Linked DNA regions of Homo sapiens: regions 1, 3, 4, 5 and 6 are each linked to region 2. Evidence: chromatin loops called from intact Hi-C (ENCODE). Cell type or tissue: heart right ventricle. All regions are shown on one strand. Each heading gives the region's core, and the rest is flanking DNA. Links, peaks and the distances in the headings are about the cores only.

The links. Peaks named below come from ENCODE experiments on the same cell type or tissue, not always from the same donor. Only the 100,000 strongest peaks of a DNase experiment are listed, where the experiment ranks them.
Region 1: a loop joins it to region 2, with 2.8 times the contacts of the local background. A loop is called at or near these places in 25 of 110 quality-filtered maps.
Region 3: a loop joins it to region 2, with 2.7 times the contacts of the local background. A loop is called at or near these places in 15 of 110 quality-filtered maps.
Region 4: a loop joins it to region 2, with 3.0 times the contacts of the local background. A loop is called at or near these places in 36 of 110 quality-filtered maps.
Region 5: a loop joins it to region 2, with 2.3 times the contacts of the local background. A loop is called at or near these places in 32 of 110 quality-filtered maps.
Region 6: a loop joins it to region 2, with 5 times the contacts of the local background. A loop is called at or near these places in 33 of 110 quality-filtered maps.

Annotation. Positions count from the first base shown.
Region 1 is chr7:105,109,372-105,114,754 of GRCh38, forward strand. It overlaps KMT2E (lysine methyltransferase 2E (inactive)), which reads left to right. Exons shown (of 27, transcript NM_182931.3): 24 at 909-997; 25 at 1,106-1,231; 26 at 1,400-1,497; 27 at 2,454-5,383. The coding sequence ends at 3,962. It also overlaps a transcript of SRPK2 not described here. Among named protein-coding and RNA genes, the nearest start is that of KMT2E, 98 kb to the left of the region's middle. In heart right ventricle, for the core only: no CTCF peak of the experiment used is centred there; no DNase peak of the experiment used is centred there; H3K27ac peaks cover 732 bases.
Region 2 is chr7:104,979,217-104,984,599 of GRCh38, forward strand. LINC01004 (long intergenic non-protein coding RNA 1004) reads right to left here. Exons shown (of 1, transcript NR_039981.2): 1 at 2,531-5,383. Among named protein-coding and RNA genes, the nearest start is that of LINC01004, 9.3 kb to the right of the region's middle. RefSeq lists enhancers at 4,309-4,398, 4,699-4,998. In heart right ventricle, for the core only: CTCF peaks have their summits at 2,199 (motif pointing right), 2,405 and 4,980; DNase peaks (open chromatin) are centred at 4,755 and 4,895; H3K4me3 peaks cover 2,052 bases; H3K27ac peaks cover 5,000 bases.
Region 3 is chr7:105,059,854-105,065,236 of GRCh38, forward strand. KMT2E (lysine methyltransferase 2E (inactive)) reads left to right here. Exons shown (of 27, transcript NM_182931.3): 4 at 2,311-2,425; 5 at 3,498-3,727. Among named protein-coding and RNA genes, the nearest start is that of KMT2E, 48 kb to the left of the region's middle. In heart right ventricle, for the core only: no CTCF peak of the experiment used is centred there; no DNase peak of the experiment used is centred there; H3K27ac peaks cover 1,206 bases.
Region 4 is chr7:105,099,389-105,104,771 of GRCh38, forward strand. KMT2E (lysine methyltransferase 2E (inactive)) reads left to right here. Exons shown (of 27, transcript NM_182931.3): 16 at 2,037-2,201; 17 at 2,498-2,806. Among named protein-coding and RNA genes, the nearest start is that of KMT2E, 88 kb to the left of the region's middle. In heart right ventricle, for the core only: no CTCF peak of the experiment used is centred there; no DNase peak of the experiment used is centred there; H3K27ac peaks cover 2,467 bases.
Region 5 is chr7:105,091,907-105,097,289 of GRCh38, forward strand. All of the region lies in intron 15 of KMT2E (lysine methyltransferase 2E (inactive)), which reads left to right. Among named protein-coding and RNA genes, the nearest start is that of KMT2E, 80 kb to the left of the region's middle. In heart right ventricle, for the core only: no CTCF peak of the experiment used is centred there; no DNase peak of the experiment used is centred there; H3K27ac peaks cover 638 bases.
Region 6 is chr7:105,333,299-105,338,681 of GRCh38, forward strand. The region is part of intron 2 of SRPK2 (SRSF protein kinase 2); the gene reads right to left. Among named protein-coding and RNA genes, the nearest start is that of SRPK2, 53 kb to the right of the region's middle. In heart right ventricle, for the core only: a CTCF peak has its summit at 2,870 (motif pointing left); a DNase peak (open chromatin) is centred at 4,427.

The sequences.
Region 1 (5,383 bases), core at 236-5,235, 130 kb after region 2:
GCCAGCTGTGTATGGCCTGTGTTCTTAAATGTCGATTGTATTTATTCCTTGGTAATTTATTCATACTTTACACACACATATCCTCTCCAAAGAATTTTTATCAGATTCAACAATTCTGCAGACTTCCTTTATAACCCCTACCAGTTACCTTGAAAGAACAACCAGGGTTAGTGCTTCTTCAGAAGGAATAGGAGCAGCTGCATATAGGATGGATCTTGGCAAATGGCAGGCAGCCACACTCACTTTGCTCCTTGGTCCCCTTTCCACCTGAAAGCATGCAATCCTGATAGCAGTTTGTTAGGGGCATGTTTTGGTACCTTTGGTAACCTGAAGTGACATTCTCAATGTCAATATATTATCTTCAACTCCTTGCCTTCTTTTCACCAATAAATTGCTGGAGACAAAGGAATTGAGTCCTTCAAATAAGGATAATAATCTCAGTTCTGGGAGCAGTCAGCAAAATAAGATTAACTTTTTTTTTTTTTTTTTTGAGCTGGAGTCTTGCTCTGTCGCCCAGTCTGGAGTGCAGTGGCGCAATCTCGGCTCACTGCAAGCTCCACTTCCCAAGTTCAAGCGATTCTCCTGCCTCAGCTTCCCGAGTAGCGCCCGCCACCATGCCTGGCTAATTTTTTTTTGTATTTTTAGTAGAGACGGGGTTTCACCATGCTGGCCAGGCTGGTCTCAGACTCCTGACCTTGTAATCTGCCCACCTTGGCCTCCCAAAGTGCTGGGATTACAGGCGTGAGCCACTGTGCCCTGCCAAGATTAACTATTTTCAAAGGTTAACACCAAAGTATTTTCCCAGTAGATCAAAAGCCTTGGTCTGACAGTACATGTTGACTATGAAGCAACAATGTAACTAGCAGTAGTTTCTTTCAATAGAGGATAATGTGATTTTTCTTTGAAAGGACTGCCTCAACTTCAGTGGAACAAGTCAGAGAAAGGAGTTATCAGAGAGCTTTACTTCTCAGTGATCACCGAAAAGATAAAGATAGTGGTAAGTGAGCTTGTTCCTTCACCAGAAAGTGGAATCAGTTAATCACTCTGCATCCTCGTTCTTTGCAGCTCTAATGTTCTCTTTGGGTCTGCTCTGCTTCATCTCTAGGGGGAGAATCACCATGTGTCTCATGTTCACCGAGTCATGTTCAGTCTTCACCTTCATCTCATTCAAATCACATACCCCAGTTGCAAGCTAAGGGCCCAGTCCCTTCTTTCAGTGAACTTATGGAAGGTCAGTAAGCAGATGACCGATAATGTTATTCTTAACAAATTTTAAAATCAGACAAGAGAGCCTTTATAAAAAGTTGGTTTGGATAGTAGAATGTATGTTGCTTTGTGGTGTTAAAACAGTGTTTATTGTGTAATTTTATACTTACTATAGGTTTCTTCTGCTTTATAGACCCTGATCCTGAAAATCCAGAACCCACAACTACGAATGAATGTCCATCCCCAGATACTTCTCAAAATACTTGTAAAAGTCCTCCAAAAATGAGCAAGGTAATAACATTGACCTTTCGATGGGTTCCAAAGGACTTTAGGTTGAGTGCAGAAAAGCTGATGGTTATAATATGCAGTGTTTTTCTGCTGTATCAAGTATCAACTTGTGACTTCTGGACACTTTTCCTGTCAGAAATACTCAATTGTGTTTACTACTGTTTGTTCTTCTTACTGAACATGTGATGGATAACTCTGACCAAACATTCAAGTTTTCTAAGCACACTTCAACAGCTTACATTTTCTTCAAATGTTCCACCTCTATTCTAGTGGTGTCCAGGAAATTCATAGCCTTGTCATGAAATTCTTAACCATCCAATTATCTAAAAACAAAAGGTCATTTTATCATTTAAAAGGAATGACATCTTCATCCTGGTTCATGAAGATGTAATAATCTAGTATGGCATGTAAATCATTGGAAACTAAAGACAAGGAATGTGAGATTTATCTTTTTTTGATGATTGACATTTAAACAGTCTTATACTTGGTTTATTTATATCTGAACAGTGTACAAGGAAAATGAAAAGGTATTAAAAATCAAAATGGTTTGAGGGAGCAAGTTCATTTACCCAAATCAATTTATCCTTAGGTTGGGTATAGAAATTTCAATTATAAAATTGAAACTTGCTATTGGAGTTCTTCAGAGTGAGGCTCAAAAACAGGTTTCATTGCTTAGGGGTAAAAAGGCAGAGTAAAGTGAAAGAAAATTATTTCCTCAACTTGTCTTCAATAAAAATTAACCCAGAGAATTCACTTTAAGCTCACGCTCATAACTTTTTGGAACAACTGAAAAATATTGGCCTTTTAACATCCCAAGCCTCCATAATTGACGTATCCAGGATGTTATTTCCTGCCCCCCATTAAAATTAATATTTAGGTAGTATTAAATACCAACAAGAATAAACCTCAAGGTACACAAAATGTTCCTTGAATGTATATAATTTGTTTTCTCTTCATAGCCTGGTTCACCTGGATCTGTAATTCCTGCTCAAGCACACGGGAAAATATTCACAAAACCAGATCCCCAATGGGACTCCACAGTTAGTGCATCCGAAGCTGAAAATGGTGTTCACCTAAAAACAGAGCTCCAACAAAAACAGCTATCAAATAACAACCAAGCACTTTCAAAGAATCATCCTCCTCAGACACACGTTCGTAATTCATCTGAGCAACTTTCACAAAAGCTGCCTTCTGTGCCAACAAAGTTGCACTGTCCTCCATCACCTCACCTAGAAAATCCTCCAAAGTCATCCACGCCTCACACACCTGTACAGCATGGTTATCTTTCACCAAAGCCTCCTTCACAGCAGTTAGGATCTCCCTACAGGCCTCATCATTCACAGTCACCTCAAGTTGGAACACCTCAGCGAGAGCCTCAAAGAAACTTTTATCCAGCAGCACAGAACCTTCCAGCCAATACTCAGCAGGCAACTTCTGGAACATTATTTACACAGACACCCTCAGGACAATCTTCAGCAACATACAGTCAGTTTAACCAACAAAGTCTGAACAGCACGGCACCACCCCCTCCACCTCCTCCACCTCCTTCTTCGTCTTACTATCAAAACCAGCAGCCCTCTGCAAACTTTCAGAATTATAATCAGCTCAAAGGTAGTCTTTCTCAACAAACTGTGTTTACATCAGGACCAAATCAAGCACTTCCTGGCACCACAAGCCAGCAAACAGTTCCAGGACACCACGTGACTCCAGGGCATTTTTTGCCCTCTCAGAACCCTACCATTCACCATCAAACTGCTGCTGCCGTAGTCCCCCCTCCTCCTCCACCACCACCTGCTCCAGGACCGCACCTTGTACAACAGCCGAATTCCCATCAGCAACACTCTGTAGCACATGTAGTAGGGCCTGTTCATGCGGTCACCCCTGGGTCGCATATTCATTCTCAAACTGCTGGACACCACTTACCCCCACCCCCACCCCCTCCTGGTCCTGCCCCTCATCACCATCCACCACCCCATCCATCCACAGGACTCCAAGGTCTACAAGCACAACACCAGCATGTTGTAAATTCAGCACCCCCACCACCCCCTCCGCCGCCACCTTCCAGTGTTTTGGCTTCTGGGCATCATACCACATCAGCTCAAGCCTTACACCACCCACCTCATCAAGGACCTCCACTTTTTCCTTCGAGTGCTCATCCAACTGTACCACCGTATCCCTCACAAGCTACACATCATACCACTTTGGGACCGGGACCCCAGCACCAGCCTTCTGGAACAGGGCCACATTGTCCATTACCTGTCACAGGTCCTCATCTCCAGCCCCAAGGACCAAACAGTATTCCAACACCTACTGCTTCAGGGTTCTGTCCTCATCCTGGCTCTGTGGCCCTGCCACATGGGGTTCAAGGACCTCAGCAGGCATCTCCAGTGCCTGGACAGATTCCAATTCACAGAGCACAGGTGCCACCAACATTTCAAAACAATTACCATGGGTCAGGGTGGCATTAAAATGGACTCCAAAAACATTTTTTTAAATGTTCTGTAAGATAAACTGTATATTTCATATGTACCTGTTAAGGTACTTTTTAAAGCTTGTACATGAACCTTTGTATAAAAAACACCAGTGCTCTTTCGTTGTATTTTTCTCATTTTTGCTTTTTAAAATTCCTTTAAAAAATGTGCTGTTAAGCCAGTATTAGGTATCTTTATTTTGTAAGTGAACATTCCAGCTGTTTTTTTCTGGCAGATCTGATGCTGATTTGATGCTGTATGATCTTTTTTTTTTTTTTAGTTAAATTCATTTAGTGAATGTTCTATTATTTTATACATACACATTAAGTACTCAGCTAAGTAATGGCACTATGAGGATTTTTTTTTTCTTTCCTGTCAGCAGCAGTTCTGTGAATGCATCTTAGGTATAAAAATGCAATACAGATTTTTATATTTTGGTGTGGACATGGCTCATTTTGTTTTACCAGTTATTTGCAAGCAAAATGTAATTTAATGTATAGATGATTTCTAATGTCTCCTGACAAACTGTAAATACTGCATTTCTTTTGCGTATATAATTGCTTACAGCTTTTCTCATTTGATATATAGCATTGTACATATGACAAGTCTTTTGCAAAACTGTGTGATCTTTGTGAAAGTAGTACAGTATATGACCTTTAATTTCTTTTTTATTTTAAATATACTGTCACACTGAAGCACTGGTTGGGCATTTTAATTCATGTTAATAAATCACAATTATGTCAGTTTTACCAGATTGTCCTGTACAACTTCTAAGATCGGGATCTGTGTGTTTCTACAGAAGTTCTAGTTTTCAAATATAGATTGTAAGGAGCCTTCAATTTTCTTTAGCGACTACTACCTCAGCAACAGGAGGCAGCAAGGGGCTGTTCCTGTGGTGGTTTCTGTTTGCATTTTTGCAGGAGCCATAGGAAACTACTGAAATGATTGTGCTGGGTAAATTAAGGATCTGGCATCATACAAAATGAAGCCAGACCACTAATGCATTACAGTAGTTCTTGAATACAAGGTACAACAACTGTTTGAAAATATGGGTAGTTTGCCCAAAACAGGAAAATTTGTCTTGGGTGTAAAAACTAAAGAAAAAAGGCATTATTCCTAGATCTCTCAGTGAAATGAAAATGGCCTCTTAAGTGAACGTTTTTATTGCTAAAATATAAAATGCTAGTTAGTTATTAATTATTAATCTTCAAAAAATTAAAAATTTCCCAGCCTTTGTCTTCTACCTCTGAGGATTCAGTAAGTACATCCAATAATAATGATACTGTTTTATCAATCAACATATTTTTCATCATCCAATTACCTGACATAATTTGGCACAGGATACAAATTCTGTGCATCAGAGAAAGTAAACACTAAAATGACTGCGTGACCTCATTCAGTCATGTTTTTACACTTTG
Region 2 (5,383 bases), core at 280-5,279:
TGTGGCCCTTCCACCCCCTGGGTGGCTCCTCCCCCATGTCTGTGTCTGTGGCTTTGATTTATAATCTTCCACCCCCACAAGCCTTGGCATTTACTGGGATCCTACAAAGAGGTTAAGGTGTAAAGCAGGAAGAAGCTTTTAAGGACAAGAGGGAGTTGGGGGTAGGGGCTGGGGTATGAAAAGAGAGTTAAGGAGAGGAAAAGCAATTATAAGAGACCACATGCGTAGCATAAATGAATGAGCACACGGGCAGGGAAGGCCCTGGCTGATTGAAGAACTGCTGAATGTGGTTTTGCCCGCCAAGGCAGTGCCTGTGGTTCTGTGATACAGCTTCCAGTGGGAGAGCTCCTTGCCCAATGCACTGTAATGAGGATAGCCAGTATGTGAACCCCCCTCCTGCTTTGTCAAGGTTTTTTATATGCTTGCACAGCTAGCTCTGTGTTCCCAGCTGTAAGGCCTGGGATTTGCAGTTTATCCCCTGGGGGGTAAATAATAGGAGCTGCAATCTTCTGCCAGAAAAGAACTTGCTTCACCAGCTTGGACACTCAGTTGATGATGAACGCAAAAGATTTTCTGGAAAATAAAATGAGATACCCCATGGGCCAACCTTTGAAAACTGTGAGGTGCCAAGTAAATGTGAGTCATCGCAGTTCTAATAATTATCAGGGCTAGGTAGGTGGGTTTTCTTGAAAAGGATGAAGCCTCAGAACTTATGGCTTAGTGCCTAAAGGGAGCTTCATGATTTTCCTTGCAGGAATTTCTGGAGACAGACAACTCAAAATTTTCCCTTTGGAGTTTCTGATGCAGTGTTGAATCCACAGATTCTAGAGGCAGACTTGGGTTGGAAGTCTGGCTCTGCCATTTATCTGTGTGAACTAGGGCAATTCTCCCCTCTGGAAAATGGGAATACTCTATTACTGGATGTGGTTGTGAAAGAAGTAGTGGATGTAAAATGCTTAGCATAATGTATAAGCATTAATAGAGGCACAATGCATGGTTACCTGTATCATGTACCTTTCATGAGAAAATTGGTCTGGTTTAGCACTGAGGCAATGGAAGGGAAGGAGAGACAACACTGTGACATGTCTAATATAAAGCACACAAGAAAAATAAGCAATGGGGACATTTATTATATACAGGCCCAACCAAAGATTCCAGGGACTCAGGGTGAGAAGCACCCAATGCTTTCCTCAAGCAACTGGGTTCTTGGAGAGCCCAAGAAGTACTGGTATTAAGTACCAAAGTCTATGTCTGTCAGTGCAGGAAAAGAACTATAGATGGTCATGTAGACTATGTGGAGAGAAGGTATCTCTTGGAATGTGTCTGAGGAAGTAAATTTTAGCTGTATAGCCTATGCAATGCTGAAAATGGGTGAGAATGGATGACGGCAGGATTCTAGAACCTACTATTGTCGTTGTCAGTAATGAGTCACAAAAGTCACATAGCGAACATATGAAACACACAGTATAATTATGCTGCTCATTTGCACACGGGTAACACAAATCTTGTCCACAGCCTGTTCCGAAGCTACAATCCAAAAAATGGCATTTGGCTTCTGCCTCAAATAACAGAAAGTTGAATCCAAATACAAATTTTTATACTAATTATTATTTTCTGTCATTCTTCATCTTGTTTGCTAACCATTTAGCTTGAATATTAACACAAATATTTGTTGACAGTGTGCAATTATATGCACTGTGAAGGATGCAAAGGAATTTAACATGTTCCCAGACTTCAGAATTGGCATCAATTGACTCAAAAGGGAACCAAAGATGAGTATCAAACCCAGGCCTTCATTCTTTATTTTTTGGTTCCTCTTTAACATTTTCCACTTTCCTACTAGCAGATTCTGACATCTGAGTCAAGATTACTTGTCTTTAATCATGTTAGTACTGACTCGATCTATTTATATGTTAGAGTAGCTAGCACTAATCGAGCTTCTACTATGTGCCAGGCATTCATGTCACAAGCATAGACCATTCAGTTAGTTCTCAGGACCCTATCTAGTATTTATTATCGTCCTCATTTTACAAATGAGAAAATTGAAGCCTAGAGATTAAAGAACTACTGTGAGGTCACAGCCTAATGTCTCATGGCTAGGAAACATGTAGGTGCAAAGAGGGGAGGTGGACTGAGATTTACATTTTTTCTAGCTGTTTGGAGTATTATCAGTTATAAGATAATGCACTAGAGGGCGCTAAATACACAAGCTTTAGCTGTTTCCATAATGCAGTTCCCACAGTAGTGAAAGATATATAATTGGTAATGGATGCAAGCCAAAAAGGCCCTCCCCAAAAAAGATGCAATTTATGATAACTGAGAAGCTGTATTTCTGTCCCCTCAATTAAGAAAAACCCTCATTTTATATTGAGCAATATTTATATTTTGTCTCTAATTTGATATTGATTGCTATTCAAAGTTCCTTTCAGTTAGAAGTTTAATTTTTCCTTGTTCTGCCTGCTGAATGACAAAGGGAAAGGGTAGAGTAACCTGGATGAAAATAAATTTTTAAAAATTGCACTGAGATACATTGCATCTTTTAAATTTTATTTAGCAAAGTTAAACATACATATATTTTAAAAGAGAAAAAGAGGAACTCACCCAACCCTCATATCCAAGAGCTTAAAATCACAGGAACTCAAGACCCATCCTCAACTTCAAATGCCAGTCATTATTTTAGAGGTAACTCAGATTTCTAAGTAATGCTTCTGTTTCTCGATTTATCAAATAGACATTATTTATTTTGTTTTCCTACATGAGAATTGAGTAGTTAACAGAATACCCATCTCTTATCAGTAACAAAGATTTACAAAATAACTTTTGTTTTTCATAATTACAAAAGCAATACATTATTATTGAAGAACATGTTTTAAAAAAAGACAAAAAGTAACAAAACTCTCCATTATCCCAACAGGCAGAGGAAGTTATTACCATTTTAATGCATATCCTTAACACATACATGTAAAAGATACATATACACATAAAAATATAAATGTTTAACAGAAATTACTTTGTACACAATATTTGATTAAACTATGATCTGTCTTCTTTCATTTTCGTTTTATTGTAGTAAAATTTACATAAAATGCATAAATCTTAAATCTATACATTTTTACATTACATAGAAATGTGTAATTATATACTCCATGCTCCCTCCCAATCAGTGCTGCCTCAAAACGAACTGCTCTTCTAATTTTAGAGCTTAACTCTTCTCGTCTCTATCACCACAGATTAGTTGTATTTTTAAGCTTCATGTAAAATTTTCCATGTCAACTTTGAAAACATGACAGTTAAAAGTTCTAAGGAATCTCCAGTTCTCCAACTGGTGTGGGAATCAGATAACTTGACTCCAGTGTGAATTGTGGTTACTGATGGTATCACTGAGTCTGTTATGGGCCACCCAGTCTTAAGGGCCAAGAATTTATGGCCCTGCAGGGATTGCAGAAAGAAACCAAACCGAAGTTCATAACTCAGCCTAAAAGGAGAAAGTTCTATTACTCAGTATCTCAAGACTAAGTGGATCATAAATGGTGTCACAAGTTTGCAGTTTTTTTTTCCTGTGGAAGATAATAATCTTTTGTATGTTTAATTCGTTATCATTGCCTTATAAATTATCACAAGCAGCACAGATAACTACTGGAGTCATCAGTGCAACTTAAAACAACAAAACTAGCATTTCTCACTTGCTGTTTTTCAGACACCTCCCATCATCTGCACCTGGTCCCCAAACCAGCTGTCCATGAGCAATGACAAAGAACTAAAGCGGGGATGGGGGAGAGGGGGTGTAGGGCCCAAGAGCTGGGGAGCATTATGGCTTGCTGTCAGCTGGCAGTCTAAGATGTACTTGGGAAGATGTTTCATACCCATTTTCCCTGTGAAATTAAAAATGTGATGCTACCAAACCTTTGCTTGTCCACCACCCTTAAAAGAATACTCATTCAGTACAAAGCCCTGCAAAAAGGAGTGAGCCAATTTGAATAAAAGCGGAAACTTCGTAGGAATTAGGAGCCTGAAAGGCTGCGTGAGAGATCGCAAACATATTGAGGCGTTCTTGAAACACCTGCTCTCTGATTACAGGTGGGAAAAGGCCATTCCTATGCCTTCTCCCATGGGCACGGCGAATCAAAGGCACTTTCCATATTTAATACGACTAATACGTCATTGGGCAAAGAGATACTCAATACATCCCCATAGCTTTTCCTTACTTTTACTTAACCTTTATGTCGGACGCTTTATGCCTAGTACTGTTCTAAGCGCTTTGCATGCATCATCTCATCAACCTAATATTTAATAAGAGGCTCGGATAGATTAACTTTTAAAATCTGGATACAGCTGGTTAAGGTGGCAGAAGAGTTGGAATTCAAATAAAAGCCAGTCCTATAGCAGGGCCATTATTGCTCCTGCCTCCCCTAGCTTGATCACGAAAAATGAGTAGTTCTTTCCTCTGGGCACACAGGACAATGAACAGGCGGGCTGCTGCCAGAATTTACCGAAGATGGCCGCTGTGCTGGGCTCGGAGTGAGCTGACGGTGTCTCAGCGAGAAAAGTCGGGAGCGGCAGCAGACTGCTTTTTTGGAGGGCAAGAGGGGAGAAAAGGGTTCAACGGAAAACGGGGGTAACATAAGAGCCCGAATAAGGGAAAAGGAAACCCCTGACTCCCCTAGCCACAGAAAGCGCTGGGCGGAAATGAACCGGCCTAGGACGCGCCCTGCGTGGAGGCAGGCCCGCGCGGCGGAAGTGCGTTTCTGGGGCTCCTCCTGAAGAATGCGGAGGAGGAACTGAGCTGGCGCGCGGGCCAGCTGTCCTCTCTTCTGATCCCGAAGACAGGATCGGATTATGGGTTGTTACCGGCTTGTGCGGCCCTGGGGGTTGCCGGTTCCTGGAGACGAGCTGCACCCCTGCAGTTTACTGGGCTCTTCTGTGACCCGCTTTCCGACCCCGCCTGGGGTATTCAGACCGGGGCAGACAAGGCCCTTCTGCCCCTCCTAGCGGCCGCCTCTCCTAGGCTGGAGGGCGGCGCCCCATATGACACAGAAGGCGGCTAGGGATACGCCCTGTACCATGCCGGCCAGTCTGGATTGCCCTAACGCCAGGCCCCGACTCGCTCTGGCCAGCGGGCATGCGGCGAGTTTGCCCCCGCAGCGCAGCCGCCCACAACTCGGTCTTCCAGAGGAGCGAACGTTCGGACTGCTTGGTAGTTTACTAGGGCAAAGTACCACCCCACCCCGAGCGAGCAAGCGGACCTCAGGAAAGGGGCTCCTTCTGTGTAAAGTGATCGGCAGGCCTTGCAGTGGATCTTCGGTGTCCATAGTTATATACCAATCACTATTTTGTCTACATCATTTGGACTGTGCAGAATGAGATGCCAATAATATATCACATA
Region 3 (5,383 bases), core at 208-5,207, 81 kb after region 2:
ATATTTAGATTTTCTACAATCAGCATGTATTAATTTTGAAATTAAGAAACATTTCTTTTAAAATAATGAATAATTCTTAATGTAACAGCATAGACATTAGCTGAATATTGATTTTCTTGTTGTTGTTTTTTTTTTTTTTTTTTTTTTTTTTTTTTTTTGGAGACAGAGTCTTAACTCTGTCGCCCAGGCTGGAGTGCAGTAGCGCAGTCTCGGCTCACTGCAACCTCTGCCACCTGGGTTCAAGTGATTCTCCTGCCTCAGCCCCCAAGTAGCTGGGATTACAGGTGCCTGCCATCACCCCTGCCTACTTATTGTATTTTTAGTAGAGATGGGTTTTCACCATCTTGGCCAGGCTGGTCTTGAACTCCTGACCTTGTGATCCACCCGCCTCTGCCTCCCAAAGTGCTGGGATTACAGGTGAATATTGGTTTTCAAAGTACAGTCATGCACACATAACAACGTTTCAGTCAACACCAGACCACATAATACAATGGTGGTCCCATAAGATTATATTGGAGGTGCCGTCTACACGTGTACCATTTTTTATCTTTTTTATTGTTTTTTTACTGTACATGTTTTTTTCTCTTTTTAGAGACAGAGTCTCATTCTGTTGCCCAGGCTAGAGTGCAGTGACATGATCATAGCTCACTGTAACCTCAAACTTCTAGGCCCAAACAGCTCTCCCACCTCAACCTCCCAAGTAGCTAGGACTACAGACGTGTGCCAACACGCTTGGCTAGTTTTTTTTTTTTATTTTTAATGTCTGTAGAGAAAGTCTTGCTATCTTACCCAAGCTACTCCTGAACTCCAGGCTTCAAGTGACCCTCCTGTCTCAGACTCCCAAAGTGTTGAGATCATAGGCATGAGCCACCACACCCAGCCCTTATTTTCTATGTTTAGATGTGTTTAGATACAGAATACTTAGCATTGTGTTACCTACAATATTCAGTGCATTGTGTTACCTACGATATTCAGCGCATAACATGCTGTATAGATTTGTAGCCTAGGAGCAATAGTTATGCCATTTAGCCTAGGTGTATAGTAGGCTATACCATCTAGGTTTGTGTAAAGTACACTCTATCATGTTCACACAACGGTGAAATCACCTAATGATGTATTTCTCAGAATGTATCTCCAATGTTAAGCAAAGCATGACTATATTCAGAACATAATGGAGACTCTTCACAATCTCCTTTAGAACCATTAGATAACCTCAGTTTGTATCTCCTCTTTTTGCTGATTCTGGCACACAGCGCTTACAACAGCAGCCACTGAGAGCTAAATTGAGACTTCGTGAAGGGATGACAGTATATTAAGAAGCAGTTGACTGTAAAAAATGTTTTTTATGCTGCTAGTCTCATGACTAATCAGAATATAACCACTAAATATCCTTAAACTAAATAATAGTGCAAATAGTACTAAGTTCTAATGTAAAGTTTTAATAGGAGGTAGGATAAAGATTGTCATGAAAAATTTTTCAAGTGATGTTATAGTTTTGTAAAATAAAGGCACAGAAACAAATCATGTTATTGAGTATTTGCAAGGGAGAGATTAATTTTAGTGTGAACTGACCTCAGATGTAGGTTCACAACCTTGTTGATCAATAGGAATTAACCAAGTAGAGCTCAGGAGGATTGGTAAGAGTAAAGAAGTTGGGAAAGTGATGTATGTAAAATGCTAGGCCAGGGAGCTTGTAAGTCAACAACAGTGGGCAAATTGTATCAGTAGTTGATCAGTCTCCATCATCTAAGACCAGAATTGCTCATCTTACAGATAGCTGTTTATGTTTTTTTTCAGGTATAAATCCTGGTTTATTTTGAAACTTCCTATTACTTAAGTTTACTGACATTTCCAAGGCTTTATTATATTAATATCTGGTCACACTCAACACATGCATATATTTTTGAACACTGAAATGCATACTTCAGTTCCATTTGAGGTCCATATAGATTCTGTGTGTTTTAGTCTTGCTTAAATTATTTCTACTACTTCTTTGCACCCCTTTGCTAGTTTTCTCAGTGCCGTAGGGTTTATTAAATAATAATTGGACTCTAGTAATTTTTTTTAATGAGAGAGAGGGAAACTATATTTGAAATTGGATTGGGACATTTATTTTACTTAAACAGAAGTTTGCTTATGACACATAATCTAGATGGGATATATCTTATCTATAGTGTATCCACCTGCTGTAAGTAGATACTGTATTTGTATAGCCATTATTTTGCTGTAAGTACTTTATCATTTTAATTAAATTGATTAAGAGGAAAAAAAAAGAATGGAATTCTCTTTGATGCAACTTTTTCCCCCCAGACCAGAATCCGTAGAAGCTAGCCCTGTGGTAGTTGAGAAATCCAACAGTTATCCCCACCAGTTATATACCAGCAGCTCACATCATTCACACAGTTACATTGGTTTGCCCTATGCGGTAAGTGTTAAACACTTCTTTGAAAAAACATTTTTAAATTTAGAGATTGAAAGTAGATGCATGTGATACTGTGCTTGAAACGGCATGTTTGAAAAGCATGGTTGTTTCATACTATCAAAATAATTAGGCGTTTAATTTTTCATTAACCATTAAGCGATTAAAGTTCTATAAAAGTGAACTGTTTCTCTTATTATTTTGCAATTTATGCTGTTAATAGTTTGATATTATATTTCTTTACTTCCTAAAAGAATGCAGATAAGGTTGTATTGTACTACCTACTATTAATTTTGAATTATATAGTAATTAATTTTGTTTTAATTTTTTGATTTTTAGTTTTTGAATTATATAGTAATTTATATAGTAAATTTTATAGTTACCATTTATTGAGCCCTTGTTATGTGTCAGACATATATTATTTAATCATTAAAAACAACTTCATGAGATGTAGTTTTCATCTTTTATTTCATAGGTGAGAAAATAAAAGCCTATCTAACTTATTAAATATTGCATATCTAGTAAGAGGCAGCATTTAGATTCAAACGTAATTACATAACAACACATTTATGATACTATGGAGGTAGAATTATGAGATACTTACTACTTGGACCAGAATAAAAATTACTAAATTTAAAAAACTATATTATATGTTTTATAGTGATAAATATGTCTTGTTTTATTATTCTTTAGGCTCCATATTTCTGAGATGTGTGTTTTTCTTTTTCTTTTTTTTTTTTTTAACACTTCTATTCTCACATCTTAATACCTTCTTTCATCTTGGAGGTGGAGCTATGTATGTGACCATAGGAACGTGAAGATATGATTTGGTAGGGAGGGAATGAAATTTGGATGTGAATGTGACCACTCCCACTTTGTAGATAGATATATTCACTTACTGCTGTGGTTTAATAACTGGCTTCACCAAGTCATTTTTTTAATGGTATTAAGGAAGGAATGAGCCAGTCTCATATCTCTTGAGTATTGAAATTAAGGGTTGAATTTTATTTAAGTTGCTTGGTTTATATCATTGTTGAAATTAAATAATATTGTGCTATATTTGTGTTTAATTATTCAGGACCATAATTATGGTGCTCGTCCTCCTCCGACACCTCCGGCTTCCCCTCCTCCATCAGTCCTTATTAGCAAAAATGAAGTAGGCATATTTACCACTCCTAATTTTGATGAAACTTCCAGTGCTACTACAATCAGCACATCTGAGGATGGAAGTTATGGTACTGATGTAACCAGGTGCATATGTGGTTTTACACATGATGATGGATACATGATCTGTTGTGACAAATGCAGGTAAAATATTTTACACCATTATTTTATTTTTCTTGAATGCTGATAACCTTTGGTAATGTTGGAAAAGATAACTAAAGTCACTTTCAAGGGAATTAATGGATACATATTTTAAGTGGGACTTCTACTATTGATGCAGTCCTAGAAAAAGCCTCCTATGTGAAAAAAGAGTTTACTAGAAATCCCTGTTGTTAACTGAGTAATAGACAGTCAGTTCTGAACTTTTTTTCATGTAGGATCACATTTTTCTGTTCACTTAGTTCAATAGTAGTACAAGTACATAAACATAGCAGTAGACAAGATAGAAATGAGAGAATTTAGTCTTTTGTATTTCCTTTGGAATAATTTGTGCTTAGTCAACTGTGATTTTCCAGTTTGCGGAAATTAAACATTTTCATTGATGTTTGTTTGACCTGACTCTCTCACCTCCTTTTGACTTGAACCTTGCAGCACTCTGGAGTCTCCTTGAACCAGAACCACAGTCTCCCCTCCCCCAACCCTGGTTCAGCCACCAAGAAAGGCCTCCTCCCCTAGAGAAGGTGTGATTGGGACAGAAAGTGGGGTTTTGTATCATTTTTTTTTCTTGGTTTTTTTTTTTTTTTTTTTTTTTTTTTTGACTGGGGGGAAGGATTTGGGGAGGATGAAGAGGGAACAGTAGGATTTCAGCCTGAAAGTTACTGAGTTTATCCCCTGCATAGGGTGGGAAGCGCAGAGTACTTACGCAGTGCATTGTAGAGAGCAAGAAAGTTGGGGAGCTTTACAGAATTTCCTGGGTCTGGTCATTATGGTGTTGCTTAATTATTTGATGTGATGCAGTATGGCATATACCCATATTTGAATGTAAGTATAAAAATGGACCCTAAAGCCAAGTATTACTTTGAATTACTTGTAATATTATCCCCATCTATTAGATTAGGTGATTAGGAGTTGAATATTATTGATACAAACATGCAGTTAGCATTATGTTTCAAAAAGTTTGTTTACTCTTGCCAAAAAATGAGAAATTCAAATATTAAGTGGAATGTAAAATTTGATATTTTTATGGAAAGTTGTAATATTAACACTGAGTTTATCTTAATAATAAAAACATATTGTAGTACCTTTCCAAATGTAAAAATAAACTTTCATAACCTGTAATACATTCTACCATGAATAATGACTTCAGTAAATTTATTTAGGAGGTAAATTAAAAAACTAAAAATACAGTGACACTTTGCTTTCCTCATAGTAGAAAATGTCAAATCATATTGTAGCCAGTCATATAGAAAAGCTTTCTCTTGGCTGATTTTGTCTAATGTGATAAATTACATACTTTGGTATGTAATTTTTATTTTAATACATAATCTTAGCAGTGTTCTTCTTTTGATATAACGGCGATGGTCTATATATAAGATACAGTTATCTCTATTAGAGAATAGTAAAATTGTCCTTAGGAGTTTTTATATCCATCTACAAATTATTGAAGGACCAGTTCACAGTTTTTGGATTATTCAAGTTATTTGCTTCTCAGAGAGTACTTTTTGTTATGACTCTAATATTTGTTACTCTGTTTTTCTGTTGCTCAGCCTGTAGTCTCCTGGAAGGCTCTATTCTAACTTTACGTTGGCTCATTATTTTTACATGTTCCTACTACTTATACTCATCTCTTTGAAGTCTGAC
Region 4 (5,383 bases), core at 100-5,099, 120 kb after region 2:
ATTGGACCACATTATTTTTTAAGATCCTGATCAACTCTAGAAGATTATGAACCATCTCTAAATACAGGATTTTGCTCTGACTATAAATTAGCTGTAGTGTTTACAGGGGAGTTTGATTTTTTAATTGAATGTTTATATCATATAGTTTTATCTCTGACCAAAACAAGAAAATATTTCTTGTATCCCAAACAAGAAAATATTGGACTATGTCAGACTCTGTTGGCATAAATTCATATTTACCTTACAACACCCAGGATAATCATACTACAAAAAATATCTTCCTTGGGTGCCCACCTGTGGGTAGTTTTTTATTTTACACATACAATGATTTTTGCCAAGACAAGTTTGTTTCTTCTGGAAAAATGTACTTTCCCCAAATTTTTTATTTTAAATTTTTTGAAAAGAAATAACCATAGTAATTAATCCCTCCTCTCCAACCAGGTTCATCAGGTAAAGCGCAGTTTGGGAAAATGATCTTTTTAGTTACTCCAAATTTCTCCTCTTCTACATTCAGGGTTTTAGAGAAGCCCTGATAAAAACAGTTTTACAGAGAACCACAAGACAAAAAGGGGTAAAGGTAATTTAAAAGCCCAAAAATAAGGAATTTTGTAAGGAAAGAACTCAGCTGTAAAACTTTCAGTGCCAGTGAACAAGTAGAACCATCTTTTGCATGTGCTATTGTAGTGTTTGCCCGTCCCAGACTAGGAGAAGTGAGATACAGATACGTAATCCATGAACAAAGAACCTTACCTCTTTGGACCTCAGTTTCCTCAGAGTCATGTTTGCAATATGGAAATTTGCTGTAACAAATTAGAAACTTAGAAGTATTATTAGAGTACTTTTGTTGACATAGTATTTTGTTCCCTTGCTGAGTGTAACAACAACAACAAAAATACAGGAACAGGTAAACAGTAGTTTCCAAAGTGTAGGTATCTTGAGGCTTGAATCTCTGCTGGTAATTACTGGAACTAAAGCTCCAATATTGAGAAGACTGTGGCATCCAGACCTTGAGTTTCTGATCTTTCTTCCTCACATCGATGTGTAATAAAGGAGGAAAGACAAATGGATCTGAGCCTCAGGACCTGTGGTTCTTTTCATTTTAAGAACTGGACAGTTGATGGATGTGGTTCCTGGTTCTGGTTTAGAGCTGAAGCATCTGTCAAGGCTCTGGGTCTTACTCTTAATGTTCTCTTTGGATAGAGAACTGATGCTCAAAGGAACACTTGGCTGTTTCTCAGTCCCTGTCTTGAATTGTCAGTGAAGACAGGAAGAGCAGAAGGTAGAGGAATACTTTATAAGAATTACAATGGAGGGCAAGAGGACTAAAGTAGAAATAATAATTAACATACAGAACGCCCACCATTTTCCAACTACTGTTTGAAAACCTCGTATTTTCTGTTGGAACCAAATAACAACTCAGAGAAGTTCATCATAAATGAACTTCTTGCCAGACTTGAAAAGAGAGAAGAGAACAAGCTTTGGAAAGGATTTTATTACCCACATCTTACTGTCTCAGAAAGGTTAACTTGCCTGGAGTCACAGAGATACTTACCAAATGAGAATCATAATTTTTAAATGCAAGACTTTACCTCACAACATCCTGCTGCAGTATGCCAATAATATACTCACTCAAGTGCATATGAATTTTACCTTTTCAACATATCATTACCTTAGGGATTTTGGATCTTTTTTTAAAAGGCTGATTTCTGTATTATTAAGAGAAAAGATTTTCGGTTTGGTAAAACAAGGTAATTTTTGAGGCTTTTTTGTTTTGTTTTACCCTTATCATTAACACTCAGTCATCCAAGTGTTTCCTTCATGAAATATTTGCAATAACAGGGCTTACCAAGATGATGGGAATTCTGAAAGGTCTTCAATGAACAGAAATGTTTTTTCTCCCCATATCCACCAATAATAGAAGTAGTTTGCTGATAGTATCATAGCAATTATTTTTTACATTTATCACAAACATTTGGACTTAATTTTACTTTTGAGCATTGATATTTATGATGTCACTTAAAATTTAAATTTCATAGACAAGAGAAGAAAGAAAAATGGAAGCAATTTTGCAAGCTTTTGCCAGACTTGAAAAGAGAGAGAAAAGAAGAGAACAAGCTTTGGAAAGGATCAGCACAGCCAAAACTGAAGTTAAAACTGAATGTAAAGATACACAGATTGTCAGTGATGCTGAAGTTATTCAGGTATTATTTATTCAGGTCGTTTTATTTTCTTAAACACTTTAAAATAAAATGTCTATACTTGCATTAATTACTTATAAGGAATTTAAAATAATGTCTATTAGCTTTTTAATAGCATTTTTCAGATCCTATGGGAGTTTCAGCTTGAGATAAAAGACTATATATTATCTCTGTTCTTTATTATATATCAGAATTCAAAAATTCCAGAAAGTTGGCTTCTGAAGTAGAATAATGCTATTATATTTAAACTTTATATATATGTAGTATAAAAACTTCCATTCGCTTGTATTTTGAATTAGGAACAAGCAAAAGAAGAAAATGCTAGCAAGCCAACCCCTGCCAAAGTAAATAGAACTAAACAGAGAAAAAGTTTTTCTCGGAGTAGGACTCACATTGGACAGCAGCGTCGGAGACACAGAACTGTCAGCATGTGTTCAGATATCCAGCCATCTTCTCCTGATATAGAAGTTACTTCACAACAAAATGATATTGAAAATACTGTACTTACAATAGAACCAGAAACTGAAACTGCACTAGCAGAAATAATTACTGAAACTGAAGTTCCAGCACTTAATAAATGTCCTACCAAGTACCCCAAAACAAAGAAGGTATGATTCTAATGAATGTAAGAACTGTTTTTCTAACAGTTTCTTATATTAATTATATTGTTGTTTTAAAAATTGGATTTTTAAGACCTCATAATAATAAGAGGCAGTTTTTATACTTGCAGATTTTAAAACTAAGAATGAGAATTCCAAAACTGTAAAATTAATATAAATGTTTGCATTACTGTGAAGATAAAGTTACATTCAGTTTATCAGGACTTTTATGGTATTGCAATTCATGATTTCTTTAAATAAGTTTGTCTACTTTATGTACAAAATATATACTTCTCTGAAACTGGTTTTAGATGTGTTATCCTTTATATTTTTATAAATTTCATTGTATAGGTAGATTATAAGAATTAAATGTGAAGAAATTGATTTCCACAGAATGTACTATGAAAATTTGTAAGAAAGAGTAGTTTTAGGTGTAATTATTAATAAAAATCTCTGAAACACTACTGTCAGACTTAAGCAATTACGGTAAACAGCCTGAGCTTTTTCAGATCAGAAATAACAGAACATCCTAATGAAGCTGCTCTTTGTCTCCCACTCTGACTGGAGTACAGCAGATTGGGGCAGAGATACTAAAGTGTGGTAATCCTTATGCTGTTTAGGGGTAGATCATGAATGTATACTTCTCACACACTTTACTTTGAAATTTCATTTATTCTGTCTTTGTTCTTACCTAATTCAGTACAGTTTGTAGGCATGCTGCTAAACCATGACATGTACATTTAGTAAAATTCTAGTATGAACCCAGGATTATATTTTAATAGCACAAGTTAAATAATTTACTTGCCAAAGTCGCAGGTTTCATTAGAGACAATCTAAACACAGTTGTTTCTAATTAAAAGTCTGTACTCTCCTTACTGCACCGCCATAGCTTAAGCAACCCAATATTTGCCTGTAACAATGGACAAAAAAATTCTAACTTTGTAAAGTGAAAAGAAAAAACCTCAGGCTTAAAAGAAGTGAAACTACTTTCTCAATTACAAATATGACATAATCCCTACCTTTTATTAAACTTTTAACAAAGTTGTGGTACGATAAATTTATTTAAATCCCTGGTCTGAGATGTAGGCTTCTACATCCTATCTGATTCTCTTAAAAAGCCTCTTTTGCCTGCAGATTTTGTTATTTTAAACAACATACTGTTTGACAGAGTACCAAATTATCATGATTTCCCCTAAAGGCCTCATTCAGTTTAATAATACATGTCACTTTTTCTGTGCCAGATACTGTTCTAAGAGCTTTATGTATGTTATTGAACTTTTAATCTTCATAACAATCCTATTTATAGAACTAGGTTCTATCACAACCCTTCTTTTACAGATAAAGATTGAGATATAAAAAAGTTACTTAACTTGCTCATGGTCATAGTGTAAATGGCAAAGCCAGGATTCACCCTCCTGGCAGTCTGGCTCCAGACTCCATGTGTTTCACTACTGCAGTCCTAGGAATGGAGTTCTATATACAGAGAGGGACAGAAAAGATGCTAAAATGTTTACAGTGGTTACCTTTGGAAAAAAGGATGGGTAGATTTTTAAAATGTGTGTGTTTCTGTGTGTGTGTGTGTGTGTATATATATATACATATGCACATTTATATATACTAAGTTCTGTACATTTTCTTTTTCTTTTTTTTTTTTTTTTTTGAGATGGAGTTTCGCTCTGTTGCCCACGCTGGAGTGCAGTGGTGTGATCTCGGCTCACTGCAAGCTCCGCCTCCCGGGTTCAAGTGCTTCTCCTGCCTCAGCCTCCTGAGTAGCTGGACTACAAGCGCGCACTACCAAAACCAGCTAATTTTTTTGTATTTTAGTAGAAACAGGTTTCACCATGTTGGCCAGGATGGTCTCCATCTCCTGACCTTGTGATCCACCTGCCTCAGCCTCCCAAAGTGCTGTGATTACAGGCGTGAGCCACCACACCCGGCCATATTTTCTATAAGTTACATTTACGCTTGGAAATTAAAATATCATTTGCTAACTAGGTAACAATATGAATGGTTACTCGTTTTTTTTAAAGTAGTAATTTATACTTCAGGGTCAGGTATATTCATATAGCCAATAGAGACTGTATTATGTATGTTGTAGATCAGAGAATCAGCAGAATTAATGACTATGAAAAATTTCAAAGCACAAGAACCTTAAGAGATATTCCAAACCCCTTATATCAGGGATTGTCAATGGTGACTTTTAAATATATATGTATCGTGAGCCAGGTGTGGTGGCTTATGCCTGCAATCCCAACATTTGGGGAGGTTAAGGTGGGAGGATCACTTGAGCCCAGGAGTTCAAAACCAGCCTGGGCAGCATAACGAGACCCTGTCTCTACAGAAAATTAAAAACAAAAAAATTAGCTGGGCATGGTGGTGCACACCTGTAGTCCCAGCTAGTTGGGAGGCTAAGGTGGTAGGATGACTTGAGCCCAGGAGGTCGAGGCTACAGTGAGCCATGATCACGCCACTGCACTCCAGGCTGGGCAACTCACCCTTTCTCAAAAAAAGTACTGTGCACTGTCCTCATCTCCAGGAGATTCTGATGGGCAGCTATTGTAGGAAAACACTGCCTAAAATCAGATT
Region 5 (5,383 bases), core at 262-5,261, 110 kb after region 2:
GAAGGTAATTTAGCATTTGATATATCAGCCAGTTAAGAAAATATGGTATACTTTCCATGCCCTAAAATTTGAAAATGACTTTACAAACTGACTGATGGCCTTATGATAGGTGCTCCCCATTCCCCTTTACTTTGTATGGTCCTTTGTGTCCTGTTTTCAGGGTTTCTATGTTGTATTCCATGGACTCTCACGTCACATATTTAAGGGTGGGATGTTTGAAAGGTTGGTCATTGTTGGCTGGGAGCGGTGGCTCACACCACTCACTTTGGGAGGCCAAGGTGGGTGGATTACCTGAGGCCAGAAGTTCAAGACCAGCCTGGTCAACATGGCAAAACCACGTCTCTACTAAAAATACAAAAATTAGCCAGGCTTATATTCCCAGCTATTCAAGAGGCTGAGGTGGAAGAATTGCTTGAACCTGGGAGGTGGAGGTTGCAGTGAGCTGAGATCATGCCACTGCACTCCAACCTGGGTGACAGAGCAAGACTCCATCTCCAAAAAAAAAAGTTTGGTCATTGTTGACCTACTTAATATGTGCCTGTTTGTATCACCTTGATAGTTTTCTAATATTGATGAATTATTGATACTCAAAATTCTGAAAACTATAAAGAACTGTTTCAGAGCCTTAGGATTTTAGGAACACTGGTCTGTTGAGACAAGGTAGTATTAGAAGAAAAGCAAACAGAAAATATTAGAGGAGTTTATAAAGGAAGAATTCTTGTACCTAAAGGGATTATCTTGAACCTTTTTTGAGATTCAATTATATATAAGTTATGTGTGCCTTTTCAAGTTACCTATGGCTCTTTATTGAGTATTGATTTTTAGTATTGTTCTGTTTATTCTTCAACTGACACAGCCTTGTGCTGGGAATTTTTAGGAAACCAATTTAGAGTATTACTTATTTCTGTGTGTGGCATGTGTCTGGTGGGAGGAACCTCTTCTGTAACTGGCTTTAAGGGCTGTAGTGACCACTTTGGAGAAAAAATGAAATAAAAAAAAATCATAGGCCAGGCGTGGTAGCTCACACCTGTAATCCCAGCACTTTGGGAGGCTTAGGTGGGAAGATCACTTCAGCCCAGGAGTTAGAGACCCACCATGGGCAATATAGCGAGACCTCATCTGTACAAAAAATTTAAAAATTAGCCAGGTGTGACAGTGCATGCCTGTAGTCCCAGCTATTCAGGGTGCTGAAGCGGGAGGATCACTTGAGTCTAGGAGGTCAAGGCTGCACTGAGCTGTGATCCTACCACTGCACTCCAGCCTAGGTGATGACAGAGTGAGATCCTTGTCACAAAACAAACAAACAAACAAAAACAGAAAACCAGTGGGGGTTTGTTCTTTGCCCGTAAATACAGTAATTTTATTCAGATTGAATTCTCTTTAAAAACATTTGTATGGGGCTACTTTAAATATATATTCTTCTGTAAATGCTGACAATGTTAGTGGATCTTAGAACATCCTCATTTCCAGATGCCAGAAGAAAATTGGATATTTGCTGGGCGCGGTGGCTCACGCCTGTAATCCCAGCACTTTGGGAGGCCGAGACGGGTGGATCATCTGAGGTCAGGAGTTCGAGACCAGCCTGACCAATATGATGAAACCCCATCTCTACTAAAAATACAAAAAAGTTAGCCGGGCATGGTGGCATGTGACTGTAATCGCAGCCACTTGGGAGGCTGAGGCAGGAGAATCACTTGAACCTGGGAGGCGGAGGTTGCAGTGAACTGAGATCACGCCATTGCACTCCAGCCTGGGCAACAAGAGCGAAACTCCATCTCCAAAAAAAAAGAGAATTGTATACTCAATGTTAAACTTGGTGGAACTTAGAAAATATATATGTATATTGGCTTACTTACTTGGAATCCATTTTTGGTCCTGATTTTGCTTATTAGTATGCTATAGTAAGATGAAGAATACTTCAAAGTTTTTATATCCATTTTAATATATTCTGTCATCTGCCACTAAGGTGGATATGAAACTGAGTATTTTTCATGGGAATAAAATGTGGAAAACTTGCAAAGTATAAATGTCTTTAATTTGGTATTTCGAAAGGATATGAAATTAAAATCTAAAAATCCTTGGCTGCTGACCCATAGCTCTCCAAGTTATCACAATTGTTACTTCTAATTAGTTCATTTGCTTTGATGTTTGCATTACAGAATTTTTTGATGTAGTCAAATAAGCAGAATGAAAAATCATGCATCCTAGGATTCCTAAGCAATTAGTAGAGTTCCCCACCCCCAAGTATTAGTATTATATTTGGTTTTGAAAAGTTTAAAATGAATCACCTTTTATTTTCCTAGTCTTGATTTTTATATTGGTTAGATTAACATCAGTAGTCAGAAAGATAACGTCAAGTCAAAAAGTGACAAAGAGGGACAACTAATACTAGGTAGAATAAAGATGGTAGCATACTACTCTTGAGAAACTTACGTCAAACTGATTTAAATTTCCACCTGTGACAAGATAGACTTCCAAACCATTATGGAGATACAGGTTGAGTATTACTTTTCCAGGACCAGAAATTTTCCAGGATTAATATTTTGGAATATTTGCATTGCACTTACCAGTTGAACATCCCAAATCCAAAAATCTGAAATGCTCCAATAAGCGTTTCCTTTGAGCACCATGTTGGCCATCAAAAAGTTCTGGATTTCAGAGCATTTCAGATTTAAGATGTTCACCTAGACTCGGTATCATGTATTTATCAGATTGGAATACGACGAGTCAGTAATAACATCCTCCCAGATAAACTCCATGTAATCACCAAATTTAAATGTACAGTAGTCCCTCCTTACCTGCAAGTTTGCTTTCCCAGGTTTCAGTTACCCACTGAGGTTCACAATATTAAGATATTTTGAGAGAGATATCACATTCACATAACTGTCATTACAGTATATGGTTATAATTGTTCCATTTTGTTATAGTTACATATGTATAGCAAAAAACAGCACTGTATATATAGGGTTCAGTACTATCTGCAGTTTCAGGCATGCTTTGGTGGTCTTGAAATGTATCCCTTGTGAATAAGTGGGATCTACTGTACTTCACCCTATCCTTTTGTAGTACAGCTTGAAAAATACAAAATTGGCAATTTTAACCTGTATACATAATTTCATATACCACTGATTAAAATCATGCTGAATTTCCAAAAAGTGCACCAGGGTATTTATGTATTTTGGTTGTTGGCTTCATTTTTTTAAATGAGAATGGAAGATAAGGCAGTATCTCTGCTTTTAGAAGTATTCACAAAAATAAATACAACTCAGCAATAAGTGAAGGAAATATAAATATGATACATAGCTTATAGCTGGAGAGAGATCAGATTGTCTCATGAACTCTAGGTAATACATGTTTATATTTATGTATATTTAATATATTTTTGTATTTATATTTATGATGGACCTTTTGAGTAGGGTTTAACCAAATACAGGTTAGCTTATGACAAAGTTTCATGGAATGTATTTTTCCAGGGGGAAATCTTGGAGAGAGCTGTAAATATATTTGGTTGGGATTATAGGCTGTTTTTGGAGGAGGAGAGGGCTACTAGGGAGATAAAGTTGGCTATAGGTCACACAAAATACTCAGGGATGAAGATTTCATGAAAGAATATTTATGTGGCCAAGATGGAAGGCCTTTTCATTTCCAGTTCCATTACCTCTACCCCTTTTGGCCTTTTGGATTTTTCTTTTATGAACATTTTCTTTTTCCATCCATGATATTTTGTCTTTTTTATCCTTAAGAAGTCGTTACCTGCTTTTACAAAAGCAAATTTGTGGCTAAGTTATGTGGAACTGCATGGTTATTGTACGTTAGGAAAATCTTACCATAAGCCCAGTAGACTGAAATACAGTAGACTGTTTATACTCACTAGATTCCAAAAACCAGGGCACTACTGAGTGTCCTCCTAGTATATTTGTGGAGGTGGGGCTAGATGGCTGTAATCTTCTCATATAAACAGTACATGTGGAAGGGGATTAGATACTGGGGGGTATACCTGTAGCTTAAAGTGATCATTTTAAAAGCAGCAAACTTCTGAAAGATTTAAATACTAAAAGAGACTTGTTGCTGGGCTTGGTGGCTCACGCCTGCAACCCCAGCACTTTGGGAGGCCAAGGTGGGTGGATCACTTGAGTCCACGAGTTCGAGACCAGACTGGGTGACATGGCAAAACTCCATCTCTACTAAAAATACAAAAATTAGCCAGGCATGGTGGCACATGCCTATAATCCCAGCTACTTGGGAGGCTGAGGCATGAGAACCACTTGAACCCAGAAGAGGAGGCTGCAGTGAGCCAAGATGGCATCACTGCACTCCAGCCTGGGTGACAGTGAAAGGCTCAAAAAAAAAAAAAAAAAAAAAAAAGACACTTCCTCCCCCATTTATAATGGCATGAAAACTGTCTCCTTTGTAGTTTTAAAATATTTCCAAAATAATTTTTCATAACCCTCATAATGTACTTTGGGAATACAATCTTGGTAATATTTGATGGCCTATATTATCAGATTGCTTAAAATTGAGTCCACAGAAGATGATTCAGTGTGGTCTTCATATTTAAAAGGACGGACATTTGAGAAACGGTGAAAGGGTATGACAAGGAAGTCACGTAGGCAAGAGATTCCTGGACTTGTCAAGCAGGTATTATAGTCTAGTCTGGAATTTTTATACCACCACAACATAAACTTCATGAGGGAAAAAACTTTCAGTTTTATTCATTGTTGTAGCCCTAGCTCCTAGGGGAATAAAAAATGGTGGGCAAAAAAGTAGACCATCAATAAATGAGCTAACTGAATGTTTATAACAACCACTTGAGGAAAGATAGACAGACAGATACAGGCCCATGAATGTGAACTGAATGAAGCTTCCCTGTAGTTCAGGTAATGGATGATCTGGAGGCCTTGCCCTGAATTGTGCAGGATTCCCCACAATTTTCTCGGCTTTCATCCTTCACATCAAGTATTCCACGCAAGTATAATTTGAGATGCTTTGTGAAAAAGAGCCGTGACCAGTTTACTGTGATGAGCACTATACTATATTCTTCCTTTTCAGATTACCAGTGTACATGTGTTTAAAAACTTGACACAATTGTCAGATTTTCCTAAACTTGTATACCCTTGCAGTTTCTTGTGGATAACACCTTTGACCCCCACAGAGTGTTATTCAGTGGAACAGACTCTGTGGGAAAACACTGCAGAATCCATGCTGTTACTAAATGTCTCTAGGAAAACTTGACTGACTTCATTTAGAAAATCACTTTAGAATATGCAATGCTTTAATAATAAAATAGGATAAGTTTGTTGCCAGAAAAGTCATCTGGTGACAGGATTTGAGATGTTATCCAACTCCCTGTTCTGTCCTCCGTTGATGCTGATTTTTTTTGTAA
Region 6 (5,383 bases), core at 250-5,249, 350 kb after region 2:
GATAATACCCAGAAATGTTTATTGTAACAAATATTAAGTAATAACATTTAGCAGTTTGTGTATACAAATAATATACAAAACAAAGACCTTCAAAAATTTCTTATCTGAAGTGACAAATTTAATTAACGTTTAGTAATCATGGATTGCTCTGCTCAGGATTATGTTCAACTGTATACAGTATTTTTAATTCAAACAATACATTACAGAACAAAGAGTATTTTAACATTTATCCCTCATAAATGAAAACTGCTAATATTACAAAAAATAGCTCCATATTCCCTGAAAAGTATGTCCTGAGAGCCAATCTCTTTCCTGCTTTCCAGTAGTAGTTACTTTCTGCTCCCTGCTAGTTCATTTTGTACAGTTTTATGAGGGAGAGAGAGACAGAAGAGAATACACATATACATTTATTAACAATATTTGGTAATGAGCTTTTGGAAAATGTTTATAAACAGTATCATGCTTTATGTACCATTTACCAAACATTCTAGCCTAATGCTGTAATAACTGATCTAAATACCAACTAATATACTATATTTATACCATTATAACATATAAATATACACAGATTTCTTCCAGTCATTTATATCAGAAAATGCTATGATGTTTCTGAGTTTGTTTTTGTTTTGTTTTGTTTTTTTGAGACAGAGTTTCGCTCTTGTTGCCCAGGCTGGAGTGCAGTGGCGCGATCTCAGCTCACTGCAACCTCCGCCTTCCGGTTTCAAGTCATTCTCCTGCCTCAGCCTCCCAAGTAGCTGGGATTAAAGGCGCCCACCTAATTTTATTTTATTTTTTATTTTTTGAGACAGAGTCTCACTCTGTTGCCAGGCTGGAGTGCAGTGGCGCAATCTCGGCTCACCATAACCTCCATCTACTGGGTTCAAGCAATTCTTCTGCCTCAGCCTCCCAAGTAGCTGGGACTATAGGCACACGCCACCATGCCTCGCTAATGTTTGTATTTTTAGTAGAGATGGGGTTTCACCACACTGGCCAGATGGTCTCATCTCTTGACCTCGTGATCCACCCACCTTGGCCTCCCAAAGTGCTGGGATTACAGGCGTGAGCCACCACGCCCGGCCAATGCCTGGCTAATTTTTGTATTTTTAGTAGAGTCGGTGTTTCACCATGTTGGCCAGGCTGGTCTCGAACTCCGACCTCATGATCCACCCGCCTTAGTCTCCCAAAGTGCTGGGATTACAGGCATGAGCCACTGCGCCTAGCCCTGATGTTTCTGGTATTAAAATACGTATACAGTTTGGCTGGGCACGGTGGCTCACATCTGTAATCCCAGTACTTTGGGAAGCTGAGGCAGGAGGATCACTTGAGGTCAGGAGTCCGAGACCAGCCTGACCAACATGGTGAAACCCAGTCTCTACTAAAAATGCAAAAAAATTAGCCAGGTATGGTGGCACATGCCTGTAATCCCAGCTACTCAGGAGGCTGAGGCGGGAGAATCACTTGAACTCGGGAGGCAGAGGTTGCAGTGAGCCAAAATCATGCCACTGCACTCCAGCCTTCCAGCCTGGGATACAGACCAAAAAAAAAAAAAACAAAAAAAAAATTAATTAACTTAAAGAACACTACTTATTGGCTGGGCGCAGTAGCTTATGCCTGTAATCCCAGACTTTGGGAGGCCAAGGCGGGCAGATCACTTGAGGTCAGGAGTTCGATATCAGTCTGGCCAACACGGTGAAACCCCGTCTCTACTACAAATACAAAAAAATTAGCCAGGTGTGGTGGCACATGCCTGTAATCCCAGCTAATCAGGAGGCTGAGGAAGGAGAATCGCTTGAACCCAGGAGGCAGAGGCTACAGTGAGCCGAGATCGCACCAATGCACTCCAGCCTGAGCAACAAGAGCAAGACTCCGTCTCAAAAAATAAATAAATAACACTACTTATTATCAAATAATTATTAAACTTCTAATAAAGGAAGACAAAAAATTCCCAATTCCATGACTGATTATTTATAGCCACAAGATAATAAAGCAAACAATTGCATTATCATTCAGATTTTAAAAGAACTATGAGCAAATAATTCAATTATCAAAAATCAACTCATAGCTTTAAAATGAACCTTGGGCTGGATGTCGTGGCTCACATCTGTAATCCCAGCACTTTGGGAGACAGAAGCAGGAGAACTGGATGAGCCTAGGAGTTCCAGACCAGCCTGGGAAATACAGTGAGACCTCATTTCTACAAAACATTTTCAAAATTGGTCATGGTGTTGTCTGTCTCTAGTTCCAACTACTGGAGATGCTGAGGTGGGAGGCTCGACTGAGCCCAGGAGGTGGAGGTTGCAGTGAGATGGTGCCACTGCACTCCAGCCCGGGTGACAGAACAAGACCATCTTTTAAAAAAAAAAAAAAAAAAGCAGCCGGGCGCAGTGGCTCACATCTGTAATCCCAGCACTTTGGGAGGCTGAGGCAGGCAAATCACCTGAGGTCGGGAGTTCAAGACCAGGCTGACCAACATGGAGAAACCCCGACTCTACTAAAAAAAACAAAAAATTAGCCAAGCGTGGTGGCAGGCACCTGTAATCCCAGCTACTCAGGAGGCTGAGGCAGGAGAATTGCTTGAAGCTGGGAGGCAGAGGTTGCGGTGAGCCGAGGTCATGCCATTGCATTCCAGCCTGGGCAACTAGAGCAAAACTCCATCTAAAAAAAAAAAAACTTTGCTTATCGTATAAAAATAAAATATATACCAAATTTTCAAATTAAATAACATTTACTAAAGCCAAAAGCACAAAATGTTTATTTATGAAAAAAATCAAATGTTATCTTATTTACAATTTATAGTATTTTTCTTGAACTTTTCTTAAAAATAAATTTGGATATTGATTTGTTGCCACCTACTGGTTAAATTCATATTTGAATGGCATTTCACATCAAATATTCACTACAGTTAATAGAAAACACAGAGAAAAAAAGTAATGTTCTTTTCTTTACAACGTTTTACTAAACTACTATGATAAATTCTGCTTTGGAAAAGTCTGTAAAGTTACCTCACAAAATGGTGGCTTGACTTTTGACAGTATCTTCACTCAAATTTTTCTTTAGTGTGTTGGGACTGTTTTAAAATACCATTATAATTTATTAGAAATATAAAACCTTTAATGAAAATACTTTCAAGATGTTATTTTTAAATTTACAACTCAAACATGTATATGTACCAGTTTTTCAGAATATTGGAGTTATATAGAATTTAGGGTATTACCATCTTTTTACAGTTGATTTCTTAGGACTGAAAACCAAAAAAAAAGTTCTCATTACATTTGTTGTTATACGTCTTAAGTAAATTTTACTCTATAGCAATCTCTCCTCTAAATTCCTTTTTCATACTACACATTGAGGAAAGAGTCTGTTGTCTTACTGAACTACTTTTAAAACTACTTCCAGATTTTAAAAGCATAACAAATTTAACACTCTGAGTTCCCAATTCTAATAAATCAACTGTAAAAAGGCATTCCCTACAGTAACTGTGGAAATGTGAACATGGATTGAGTTTCTGTTTTTTGTTTTTTTGAGACAGGGTCTCGCTCTGTTGCCCAGGCTGGAGTGCAATGGTGCCATTTTGGCTCACTGCAACCTCTGACTCCAGGTTCAAGCAATTCTCCTGCCTCAGCCTCCCAAGTAGCTGGGATTACAGGCACCCGCCACCACACCTAGCTAATATTTGTAATTTTAGTAGAGATGGGGTTTCACTATGTTGGCCAGGCTAGTCTCGAACTCCTGACCTCAAGTGAGCCACCCACCTCGGCCTCCCAAAGAGCTGGGATTACAGGCATGAGCCACCCATGCCTTGATTTTTAGATGACACCAGAAAAATTATGTTAATTTTGTTGATTGTGATAATGCATTATGATTATGTAATAAATGCATGATTGCTGTGGGCTGAATTGTGTCCCCCCAAAATTCGTATGTTGAAGCCTTAACCCCCAGTGTGATATCTGAAGGTGGGGCCTTTGGCAGGTAATTAGGGTTAGAGGAAGGCATCAATGATAGTGAGGCTCATGAAGGGATTTTTTTTTTTTTTTGAGATGGAGTCTTGCTCTGTTGCCCAGGCTGGAGTGCAATGGCACAATCTTAGCTCACTGCAAACTCTGCTTCCCCGGTTCAAGCGATTCTCCTGCCTCAGCTTCCCGAGTAGCCAGCATTACAGGCGCCTGCCACCAAGCCCAGCTAATTTTTTTATTTTTAGTAGAGACAGGGTTTCACCATGTTGGCCAGGCTGGTCTCAAACTCCTGACCTCAGGTGATCCACCCACCTCAGCCTCCCAAAGTGCTAGGATTACAGGCATGAGCCACCACCACTGGCCTCATGATAGGATTATATAAAGAGAGACACCAGACAGCTTGCTCCCTAACTCTCCTAAGCGCGATGGCACAGTGAGACAGAAGGCATCTGCAAGCCAAGAACAGGGCCCTCCTGGAACCTGACCATGCTGGCAGCCTGATCTCAGACTTTCGGCCTCTAGCACTGTGAGAAAGAAATGTCTGTTGTTTTAAGCCACCCAGTCTATGGTATTTTGTTATGGCAGCCCGGGTCAACTAAGACAGTGATGTATATAGAAATATGTAAGGGAGAAATAATATGCAAGAGATATAACAATAATATGCCAACTGCTTTTAAATACAGTTGCAAAAAAGAAAAAAAATGGAACAAAATCTTAATGATTGTTAAATTTAGGTGCCAAGTACTTAGGGGTTTCATATGCTATCAGCTCAGTTTCTAAGTCTGAAGTTTCCTATAATTAAAAAAAACTTTAAAAAAGAAAGAATATTAAAAAAAAAAAAAACTTTTTCAATGTAACTCCTAGAACCAAAACCCTGAAAATAAAATGTTTTAAGATAAAGTACTAATTTGAAATTATTACAAGGCAAAAATAAAAGGTGAGTAGAAACTTTACCATCTTTAAATAAATTTAGTAAAAATTGTTACAAGTTTTTTTGTTTTGTTTTGTTTTTTGTTTTTGAGACAGTCTCCCAGGCTGCAGTAGCATGATCTCCGCTCACTGCAACCTCCACATCCCCAGCTCAAGCGATTCTCCTGCCTCAGCCTTCCGAGCAGCTGGGATTACAGGCGCAGGCCACCAGCACCACCACGGCTGACTGATTTTTTTGTAATTTTAGTGGAGTCGGGGTTTCACTATCTTGGCCACACTGATTTCAAACTCCTGACCTCAGGTGGATCCACCTCAGGTGATCCACTCAGCCTCCTAAAGTCCTGGGATTACAGGCATAAGCCACTGTGCCCCGCAGATTTTTAAGATAATATGAAAGTCCAACCTAAGGGTCTCAAGCTAAAAGCACTGACCTTAAAGGCTAGTATTCTGTTGTAATTAAGTGGCCTGTTCAAATCACTTTTATCAGGGGTTAAATTTTC